Regions from separate parts of the Homo sapiens genome. Here region 2 is linked to region 1. Evidence: read pairs that join two places in POLR2A ChIA-PET (ENCODE). Cell type or tissue: endothelial cell of umbilical vein. All regions are shown on one strand. Links, peaks and the distances in the headings refer to the core of each region. The heading gives the core; the rest is flanking DNA.

Region 1 (5,584 bases), core at 893-4,892:
AAATTAGTTGCCAACCTTTGTTTTAAAATTATATTGAAATCCTGGATCTAGATCTTCTAGACAGTTTCTTTGGTATATTATATTGGTCATTTCAGTGGGGTTTGGAGAAGACAGGAGAATAAATTGACTCACTTTACCTCCCAGCAATGTTTAATGAATGTTGATTGAATGAGTGAAATTAGTGGTTAGGTAGAGCAGTTGATTTGGCCTAAATAATATTTACAAATATGTATAGGAGATTTAGTCTACAGCAGTTGATTATCTTTGAAAACTTTTTTTTTTTTTTGAGACGGAGTCTTGTTCTGTCACCAGGCTGGAGAGCAGTGGTATGATCTCGGCTCACTGCCACCTCCACCTCCAGGGTTCAAGTGATTCTCCTGCCTCAGCCTCCTGAGTAGCTGGGACTATATAGGCTTATGCCACCACACCCAGCTAATTTTCGTATTTTTAGCAGAGACGGGGTTTCACCATGTTGGCCAGGATGGTCTCGATCTCTTGACCTTGTGATCTGCCCACCTCAGCCTCCCGAAGTGCTGGAATTACAGGCATGAGCCACTGCGCCTGGCCGAAAACATTTTTAATAGTGGGAAAGTTATGATACAATAATTTTCTTAAGGTCACACATTTAAGTAACCAGAAAAGGTTTAAGTTTTATGGCTCCTATTTATGGCAGGGACATATGTGTAATCAGTTAGAATGCAGGAGACATTATATTAAAGTGGCTAACAGGACAGACTGTAGAGCCTAGGTTCAAATTCTACCTGTTCTGTCTGGACATGACGGTTCATGTGCCTGTAATCTGAGCACTTTGGGAGGCTGAGATGGGAGGATCGCCTGAGCCCAGGAGTTTGAGACCAACCTGGGCAACATAGCAAGACTTCATCTCTACAAACATTTTTTTTTTTAATTGCTAGTCATGATGATGTGTGCCTGTAGTCCTAGCTACTCGGGAGGCTGAGGCAGAAGGATCGCTTGAGCCTAGGAGTTCAAGGCTGCAGTGAGATATGATTGTGCCACTGTACTCCAGCCTGGGCAATGGAACAAGACTCTGTCTAAAAAAAAAAAAAAAATTCTATCTGTTCAGCTTACTAGCAGCATGATTTTGGGCAACATACCTCAGAGGTCTGTTTCATGTATATAAAACACTTACAGTGCTTGGCACATAGCACTATGTAAGTGTCAACTAAAGTTAATCAGACTAACTTTTGAAGATCCTTAGCTATAGTCTTTTCGGGAGCCATAGGCAGTTATCTTAAAAATTGATCATAAATACTTTATTGTAATAAATATTAAGTTGTAGATATAAATGTTACCATACCGATTCTACTGTTTACATATAAATTCTAGTCCATGGACAACTGGCCACAGTGTTTACCTCATATGAATAGTACCACTACTGTAAAGAAGAGTAGTCTTACTGTTGAAAAAAGTAAATTTCAATATTGAATACAAATTGAAATCAGTGAGCCTAACTGTACATCAAATTAATCATGTAACCATCAAGGAAAAAAGGAATTATCAAGTAACTTTTCAACATAAAACTCTGACTGTGCTCTCTTAATGATGGGATATAACCTAAGGACAAAAAGAACTGCAAAGAAATACTGATCTTAGTAGGTAACAAACCCCCTACAACAGCTCTGCAGGGGAAATGTCCCCATTTTGCTGTTGAAGAAGCATATTCAAAGAAGGGAATGATTTACCTGGCATTAAATGATGCTGGAGTCATACCACACTGCTGTTTTTATAGTGTGCTGTTTCTGATGAGTCCTGTTTTAACCATCCTGGTTTGTTTAGTACCTCTCTCTTATTAACACCCTCTGTAATTATTAGAACCACATTTTCAAGAACTTAGTAACCATTTGAACCCCCTTTTTTCAATAATTTCATTCCATGTAATCAGGCCTAGTTTTTTGAAATCTGCTTTCCTAAGGGGTATTTGACCTACCCATTCTTTACAAATTCTGAGATGACCTAGATGACCTAACAGCTTTTTTCCTAATTCCTCCTGCTTCACCAATAACTAGTTCCTGGAATATTAGCTAGTGTCCAAGTCACAATTATTTATGGTCTGTATGATAACTAAGTCTGGAAGTTGGATATGAGAGAATTGCATTCTTTTTTTTTTTTTTTTTTTTGGAGACAGGATCTCACTCTGTCGCCCAGGCTGGAGTGCTGTGGTGCGATTTTGGCTCACTGCAACCTCCACCTTCCGGGTTGCAGTGATCCTCCTGACTCAGCCTCCTGAGTAGCTGGGATGACAGGCACGTGCTACCAAGCCCAGCTAATTTTTGTATTTTTAGTAGAGACAGGGTTTTACCATGTTGGTCAAGTTGATCTCAAACTCCTGACCTCAGGTGATCCGCCCACCTCGGCCTCCCAAAGAGCTGGGATTACAGGCATGAGCCACCGCGCCCAGCCTGAGAATTGCATTCTTAAAGACATTAATCTGTTTGTAATTTAGGATGTCTTATAGTGATTTGGTGGTGAGACATACGGGAAGGGGTGGTAAAGAGTGCAATTGTTGGACCTGTGCTTTTTACGTGAAATAGCGGAAATGAGTATTACTTTACAAACTGGTTTTGGAAATGATTCATTCATTAAAGAAAGCAAATAAAAATAGCAATAAAACTAGGACATAATAACTGGTTGTTAAATGAACTCTATGTCCTTTGAAAAGGAGATGATTAAGGAAGAAAATATGTAAATAACTTGGGTACACAAGCTGCTATTTGAAATTCTGCTGAGTAAAAATGATAGGAGGAGTTAAACTGTTCAGGAATTTAGCTCTTGCTTAAAGTATTCGTGTAGCAAGTCTCTGTTTTTTTTAAATTACAGTGTTTGAAGATCCTCTTCTTGAATTAACAGAATCAAAGTGAAATTCCATTTTTTAAATCACTCCTAAACTGTCTTTAGTGTGTGGCTTTAAAATATAATTCTATGTAATATACTAGAGAAATTCTCAAGAAAATCTAGGACTAGGATTTCAATATAATTTTAAAAGGAAGTAAGGTGGGCAATCAGATTAATTTGAAAAAGTGCTTTATATCACTAGTAAGAATGCAAAACTGTGTTATAGTGCTTTCATTAGGTTAACTGCGTTTCTAAACACCTGGAGAAAATTATTTTAGTATTTTCTGTCCAAAATAGCGGTTTGTGGAAAATGCGCCACTTGTCTGGGGAAATCAGTGTTTATGAGACATCTTTGTTAATGTTTCTAAAGTTTTAACTCTCTGGACAAACATTCAAGAAAAATTTAACCGTTATACAAAAATATTCCTACATAGTAAACTTTGAGCACACCTGTGGAATTAGACTTGGTTCATGTTCTAACCAACTCCTTCTAGCTGGTACCTTGTCATTTAGCCTGTTACTGAGTTTCCTTATTGAATTGTTTTGAGAATTAACTTGAGCACACATAAAGCACTTAATACTACACCCAGCACTAAGAAAGCACTCAAAATATAGTGGCAGCTATTATTATTTATCCTTCTTCCTCTCCGTTTTCTCCTCCAGATTTATGAGTGATAGGGACAGAAAATTTCTTATCAGAGTGCCCTTTATTTTAATCTCAAGGTTTTGAAGTAGAATTTAGGACAAAAATAGATTTTTCTGAACCAAAACACTGAAGATTCTGTTTGGGAAGTGAGAAAGCAAGCTGCTAAACACCTACTCTACTTGTGCAGTGACAAGAAAATTGAATTTCTCATTCGTTTCCTGCCCCTAGCCCTTGCCTTCAGTTTCTCTGCCTCAGTATGAAAGTATCTGTATTCCTTTGGGGACAGTTGCCTCACTGAAGCCACAAAGAGCAGTCTCCAGGAGTTGTGTGGCAAGCTAACTATAACCTTTTGGAAGAACATCTGGATACAGTTTTCATTTTTAAAATGTATCGTTTTTTAGGTCATTAGATTTATATAGTTCAAATTTATTGGTGTCAGTTCTCTTCCTAGGTTGTACCATCCATTTTGAAAAGATGTATGTCTTTTATCCAGAAGATGTAAAGTATATAGGGTCATAATCAATAAAAATCTCTATCTTCAGTTAAACTACTGGAGTTTTCCCTTCTTCAAGTTTTCAGAATATAATCATTATACCAAACACACGTGTGCGTATGCATATATATCCATCCATACAAATATAACTTTCCTTTATTATGATTACTCAGTTGCAAGCAGTGTAGAAGTTATAATATTTGTTTTATTATAATCATTTCAGCAATATGGATAGGGCTACTGGACCCTGGAATTTGAAAAGAGAGGATCTTTTTTATGTTTTTTTTTTTTAATTTTGATAAAATATGCATAACGAAATTTACCATCTTAACCATTTTTAAGTGTACAGTTCAGTGGCATTAAGTTTATTCACATTGTTTTACCACCGTCACCCCGATCCATCTGTAAAGCTCTTTTCATCTTGCAAAACCAAAACTCTACACCCATTAAACAACTTAAAAAGAGAGGATCTTAACATCAGAATCACATAATTACTACTCTATAAACATCTGATGGGTGTTTACTTCTAAAACAACTGCTTTCTTTTTTAATTGACCTTTCACTATACTTAGCCTCTTCTAGGAATTATTATATGTAATCTACTCAGTCATATTTTCTTTAATTTTTCTCTTTCTACAACTTTACTTTTCCAAAGGTGATGTAAATTACATGTTTTATGTTCTCCCATGTTTATACTCTACTTAACCTTCCCTCACTCCCATAGGCTTGATGAGTGTATATTGTCAGAGCATTATTTCCTGTACCCACTGCTATGTTTGTTTGTTTGTTTATTTATTTTGAGATGGAGTTTTGCTCTTGTTGCCCAGGCTGGAGTACAATGGTGCAGTCTTGGTTCACTGCAACCTCCACCTCCCAGGTTCAAGCGATTCTCCTGCCTCAGCCTCCTGAGTAGCTGGGATTATAGGCACCTGCCACCATGCCCGGCTAATTTTTGTGTTTTTAGTAGAGACGGGGGTTCACCATGTTGGCCAGGCTGGTCTCGAACTCCTGACCTCGTTATCTGCCTGCCTCTGCCTCCCAAAGTGCTGAGATTACAGGTGTGAGCCACCACGCCTGGCTATGTTTATATTTTTAAAAGTCCTAAAAGTCAGATGGTTTAATGTACATACATTCTTGACATTTTAAATACCTCCAATTTTGAAAGCATTCTTTCTCTGGGCTGTTAGATACATGTATGATTCATAAAATGAAATAGGGTTGCCTGTAGTTATTTCTTGAGTTGCCATTTAGAGTCTTCTGGCCTTGTCATCTGTCTAGGGAAGAAATCCAGCATACCTTACTGTCATGTATGTCATTGTAGATCTTATAGCTTCAGAAAATTCTCTTTCCTTTTCTTCAGAATTCACCAGTTTTAAAGCTTTTTCCTCTCCTTCAATTTTGTCACCAAAATGTGGCTTTGCAGTCACTTGACCTGTAACTTTACACACTTAAGTCTGCTAGACAGAAAAATGCTGTTGCATTCTTAAAAGCTTTTAAGCAGTTATTTGGACTTTTAGTAGAATTAATTAACTAATTTATTTATTTATTTATTTAGAGACAGGGTTTCTCCCTGTTGCCCAGCCTGGAGTACA
Region 2 (5,584 bases), core at 609-4,608, 150 kb after region 1:
GGAGGGCTCCCTGGAGGAAGTGATGTCTGTGTTGTTTGAAAAAAGAAAAAGGAATTAACCAAGGAAATGAAGTGGTAGAGAGAAGATAGGCCAAACAGAGGGGACAGCTTGGGCACAAACCTGGAAGTGAGAAAGGTCATGATTGTTTTAGGAAGCAGCAAGAGGTCCCTGTGGCTGGATCTGATCTGGGAGTACGGGATTATGAGGAGCTAGAGTTATTGGCGGGGAGAAGTTCCAGTCTGCAGTTTCAGAACATTCCTCTGCTTGGCTATATGTCTTTTTGTTTATAGTCAGGGTCTCACTGTATCACCCAGGCAAGAGTGCAATGGTGTGATCATGGCTCACTGCAGCCTCCACCTCCTGGACTCAAGCGATCCTCCTGCCTTCTGAGTAGGTGTGACTATAAGTGTGCACAACCATGCCTGATTGACTATTTTTATTTTTTGTAGAGATAGGGTCTCCTTATGTTGCCCAAGCTGATCTCAAATTCCTGGCCTCAACCAATCCTCCTGCCTCAACCTCCCAAGTTGCTGGGATGACAGGCGTGAACTACTGGACCCAGCAATCATTTTTTTTCTTTTGAGTTAACTGGGTTCTTAAGGAATGTGGTCAACCCCAGTGACTCTCTCCCCATTCATTTATTCATTCATTCAACGAATACTTACGAACTCCTAGTATGTGCCCCGCACTGTTCTAGGTTTGAGGACAGATCAGTGAACAAAACAGATGATTCCTGTCCTTGTGGCGTTTATCTTCTCATATGAAGAGACAGATAATGAACATGTTAAATTATAAGGTATGTTCAGGCCAAGTGCGGTGGCTCATGCCTGTAATCCCAGCACTTTGGGAGGCCGACAGGGATGGATCAATTGAGGTCAGGAGTTCGAGACCAGCCTGGCCAGCATGGTGAAACCCTGTCTCTACTAAAAATACAAAAAATTAGCCAGACGTGGTGGTGGGCACCTGTAATCCCAGATACGCAGGAGGCTGAGGCAGGAGAATCGCTTGAACCTGGGATGGGGAGGTTGCAGTGAGCCGAGATTGTGCCATTGCACTCCAGCCTGGGCAACAAAAGCGAAACTTCATCTCAAAAAAAAAAAAAAAAAGAAGATTCCAGGCACTGTGGAGAAAAGGAAAAAGCGAGGTAGGGTGAGGGAATTGGGCTTGTCAGGTAGTCACGGGGGGGCTCATTTAGAAAGGGACATTTGAGCATCCACTTGACAGAGGTGACAAAGTCTGAAAGGCTCTTCCTCCAAATACCTTCCAGACAGTGGGAACAGCTCATCCAAAGCCCTGAGATGGGAACCTGCAGCAGTGTCCAGGAAGAGCAAAGGGGCGGTGCAGCTGTGGTGGAGCGAGTGAGGGGGTTTGGTAGGAGATGAAGTCACAGAGGAGCTGGGGCCAGATCAGGAAGGGTTTGACAGCCATTGTCAGGACTTCAGCTTCCAGCCTAGCAGGATGGGAGCCCCTGGAAGGTTCTGAGCCGTGGAACAACATGGTTGTACTTAGAATTTTTAAAGGTCCTCCTGGCTGGGCATGGGAGCACATGCCTATAATCTCAGCATTTTGGGAGGCTGAGATGGGAAGATCCCTTGAGCCCAGGATTTCAAGGCAGCAGTGAGCTATGATTGCACCACTGCACTCCAGCCTGGGTGACACAGGGAGACTCTATCTCTAAAAATAAAAGGATCCCTGGCTGAGCACGCTGGCTCATGTCTGTAATCCCAGCACTTTGGGAAGCCGAGGAGGGAAGATTGGTTGAGCCCAGGAGTTCAAGGCCAGCCTGGGCAACATAGTGAGATCCCCATTTCTACAAAAAAATTTAAAAAGTATCCAGGTGTGGTGGTATTCATCTATAGTCCCAGCTACTCGGGAGGCCAAGGCAGGAGGATCGCTTGAGCCCGGGAGTTCAAGGCTGCAGTGATTGCACCACTGAACTCTAGTGTGGGCAACAGAGCCCGACCCTGTCTCTAAAAAACTATGAAAGAATCAAAGGATCTGGCCCGGCATGGTGGCTCACACCTATAATCCCAGCACTTTGGGAGGCCGAGATGGGTGGATCACCTGAGGTCAGGAGTTTGAGACCAGCCTGGCCAACATGGTGAAACCCTGTCTCTACTAAAAATACAAAAATTAGCTGAGCATGGTGGTTTGTGCCTGTAATTCTAGCTCCTCAGGAGGCTGAGGCAGGAGAATTGCATGAACCCAGGGGATGGAGTTTGCAGTGACCAAGATCTTGCCACTGCACTCCAATCTGGATAACAGAGCAAGAATCTGTCTCAAAAAAAAGAAACAATCAAAGGATCTGCCTGGCTGGGCAGAGAACAGACTACAGGGGCTGAGGGTGGACAGAGGGGGACCAGTTAGGAAGCAACTGTGGCGTCCAGGTGAGAGGAGGGTGGCTGTCAGAGTAGCGAGAAGCTATCAGATTCTGGACAGATTTTAACAGTTGAACCAATTGGATTTGCAGGTGGGTTGGACATGGCGTTTAAGACAAGGGGGAGTCAAAGGTGGCTTTAGGGTTTTAACCTGAGTGGTAGAGTGAACTGACTGGTCCACTGGGAAGGGAGGGAGGAGCGGGGTGGGAGAGACGATCAGATGCTCGCTCCAGGAGCTGGTGAGTTTGAGTTTTCTGTTAGACAACCCGTTGCTGATATTCAGAGAGCATTGGATACATGAGCCTGGAGCAGAGGGGCCTGACCTGGAGCTAGAACCTGGGGAGTCATCAGCATCTAGACGGAATGTAAAGCCACACCGGACACAAGCCTGTTTATCACCCACTCCTCTCCACCAGGGCCACATCAAGAAGAGGCTGTTCATGTTCCGATTTGGGGACCACAAGGCACGGATGAACTGGGTCCACGTACACAATCTGGTGCAGGCACACGTGCTGGCGGCCGAGGCCCTCACCACGGCCAAGGGCTACGTGGCTGTGAGTCCCCTCTGATGCCCCCAACCACCTTCCCCACAGGGCTGCAGGCAGAGCGTCCCATCCCTAGGGGATTTCTGGATGGCACACAAGATTTCCCTCCAACTTAAGAAGGCTGGTGGGACTCTCAGCCCAGGGGAGCTTGGGGGAAGCAGGTAGGTGGGGTGTGGAGTTCTTTATAGAGCATCTTTAGCTCTTCTCTATGGCCATGTGAGGTTGGCGTTGTTGATCCCAGAATAACAGCTGCCAGATGCTAAGCCTCCACACATATTGTCGCATTTAATCTTCACAGTAGTCCAAGAAGGAGATCCCATTATTATCCTCCCATTTCTCAGATGAAGAAACTGAAGTACAGAGAGGTTAAGCAACTCCATGGAGGTCACACAGCTAGTCAGTGTGGTCGTCCTGGAATTCACAGGGAATAGTTCACGTGTGTCCTCAGGTATTGGAGCTGCTCCAGAGAACTCAGGGTTGGAGCAGCTGCTGGGAGCCATCTGGAAGGGTGGGGCAGGCTGCTGGGGAGAAGGCTGACCGTCCCCTCCCACATGTCCCCTTCAGAGTGGGCAGGCGTACTACATCAACGATGGGGAGAGCGTCAACCTCTTTGAGTGGATGGCCCCACTGGTAGGTGCACAGATGCCCACCCACCCCGAATGATCATTCTGGGATCCCTGACCTTCTCTTCCTTTTTATTTTTTTTTTTAATTTTTTGAGACAGAGTTTTGCTCTTGTCACCCAGGCTGGAGTCCAGTGGTACAATCTCAGCTCACTGCAACCTCCCCTCCCAGGTTCAAGCAATTCTCATGCCTCAGCCTCCCGAGTAGCTGGGATTACAGGCACACGCCACCACGCCCAGTTAATTTTTTGTATTTTTAGTAGAGATGGGGTTTCACCATGTTTGCCAGGCTGGTCTCAAACCCCTGACCTCAAGTGATCCACCCACCTCGACCTCCCAGAGTGCTGGGATTACAGGCATGAGCCACTGTGCTCGGCCTGCGGCCTTCTCTTCTTGTCCTTTTCGATTTCCAAAAAGCCAGAAGATTTCACGTCAAAAACCAACTCTTTGCCCAGTGAGGTGGCTCACATCTGTAAGCCCAGCACTTTGGGAGGCTAACACGGGAGGATCGCTTGAGGCCAGGAGTTTGAGACCAACCTGGGCAACAAAGCGAGGACCCCTGTCTCTGCAAAAATAAAAATTCAACTAGGCAGGCATGGTGTTGGCACACCTGTGGTCCCAGCTACTTGGGCAGCTGAGGCGGGAGGATCTCTTGAGCCCAGGAGTTCAAGGCTGCAGTGAGCTATGATTGCACCACTGCACTCCAGCCTGGGTAACAGAATAAGACCCTATCTCTAAAAATCAATTTTTTTAAAAAAACACCTCTGGCAACATTGGAACTGGCTGGAGCCCTTGAGGGGCGCCATGTGTTCCTCAGTTACCTGCAGTTCCCTTCCACCCTGCTTCCAGGCGTTTGTTTTGTTTCATTTTTTTGAGACAGTCTCACTCTGTCACCCAGGCTGGAGTGCAGTGGTGCGATCTCAGCTCACTGCAACCTCTGCCTCCTGGGTTCAAGCGATTCTCCTGCCGCAGCCTCCTGATAGCTGAGATTACAGGTGCACACCACCCTGCTCGGCTAATTTTTTGTATTTGGCTAATTTTCGTATTTTTAGTAGAGACAGGGTTTCACCATGTTGGCCAGGCTGATCTCGATGCTTCCAGATTTATGTTGGCTTCTAGCCCTGTGGAGTTTTGCTTGTGAGCCACCCATTATGTGTTGAGGCTCGGAAGGAGGCATGTGGAAGAGACAAAAGCGCAAGGGAGGTGTTTGGCTTTGGGGCCTCCCCACACGGCAGCCCGGGAACTCTGGTGTCCTCTCTGAGCAGCCCAGACTCCTAGCAGCCAGGCTTGCCTGGAAGGGGTAGACCAGAAAACCCAGGCTAAAGGACACAGGTTTCCTCTTGACCTGGAAAGTTTTTATGCCAGTGAAGAGTTCACCTTATCCCATGCCAGCCCATTTCTGCTGCATATCCTACCACCCTCCACAGAAAAGTCAATTCTGGAAAAATCAGATTCTACATAAATGCCTTAGAGTGTCTCTAGGTATAGACAGATGTAGGTGATAATTAAATGATGTGAATGATCCCAAGTTAAAAAGCTACCTGGCGGGTGTAATGGCTTATGCCTGTAATCCCAGCACTTTTGGGAGGCTGAGGCAGGAGGATCACATGAGGCCAGGAGTTCAAGACCAGCCTGAGCAACACATCAAGACCCCTGATTCTCTGCAAAAAAAAAAAAAAAAAATTTTAACTAACCCATGCTTTCAATTCCTCCTTGGGTTTTCTGGGTCAAGGTGCGGATTTCATTTCAATACTGGCACAGGCCTGGGGTTGGCTGCAGGGTCTGCCCCCTGGGGTGGGTTGGTGGGGAGACAGGAGGTACCTCTGCTGGTCCCCGGTAGAGGGAGCATGTGGTCTTTCCACACCAGCCCCTGAACCACTTGTTCTCACTCCAGGTCGTGTTTCTTTGCAGTTTGAGAAGCTGGGGTACAGCCAGCCCTGGATCCAGGTGCCTACTTCCTGGGTTTACCTGACAGGTAAGGAAAGGAGTGTGCGTAGTAAAGCCCTCCATGTGCCAGGTGTACCTTGCATTGCCTTAAT

What was found. ChIA-PET counts read pairs that join two places held together with the same protein. Peaks named below come from ENCODE experiments on the same cell type or tissue, not always from the same donor. Only the 100,000 strongest peaks of a DNase experiment are listed, where the experiment ranks them.
Region 2: POLR2A ChIA-PET joins it to region 1 with 6 read pairs; 8 of 35 experiments call an interaction of 5 or more read pairs at or near these places.

Annotation. Positions count from the first base shown.
Region 1 is chr16:22,024,098-22,029,681 of GRCh38, forward strand. All of the region lies in intron 1 of MOSMO (modulator of smoothened), which reads left to right. Among named protein-coding and RNA genes, the nearest start is that of MOSMO, 19 kb to the left of the region's middle. RefSeq lists an enhancer at 2,022-3,221 and a silencer at 3,617-3,776. In endothelial cell of umbilical vein, for the core only: no CTCF peak of the experiment used is centred there; a DNase peak (open chromatin) is centred at 2,534; H3K27ac peaks cover 3,628 bases.
Region 2 is chr16:22,178,725-22,184,308 of GRCh38, forward strand. SDR42E2 (short chain dehydrogenase/reductase family 42E, member 2) reads left to right here. Exons shown (of 13, transcript NM_001394319.2): 9 at 2,795-2,932; 10 at 3,488-3,553; 11 at 5,457-5,520. LOC124903666 (a long non-coding RNA gene) reads right to left here. Exons shown (of 2, transcript XR_007065028.1): 2 at 3,184-3,423. Among named protein-coding and RNA genes, the nearest start is that of TRL-TAG3-1, 14 kb to the right of the region's middle. In endothelial cell of umbilical vein, for the core only: no CTCF peak of the experiment used is centred there; no DNase peak of the experiment used is centred there.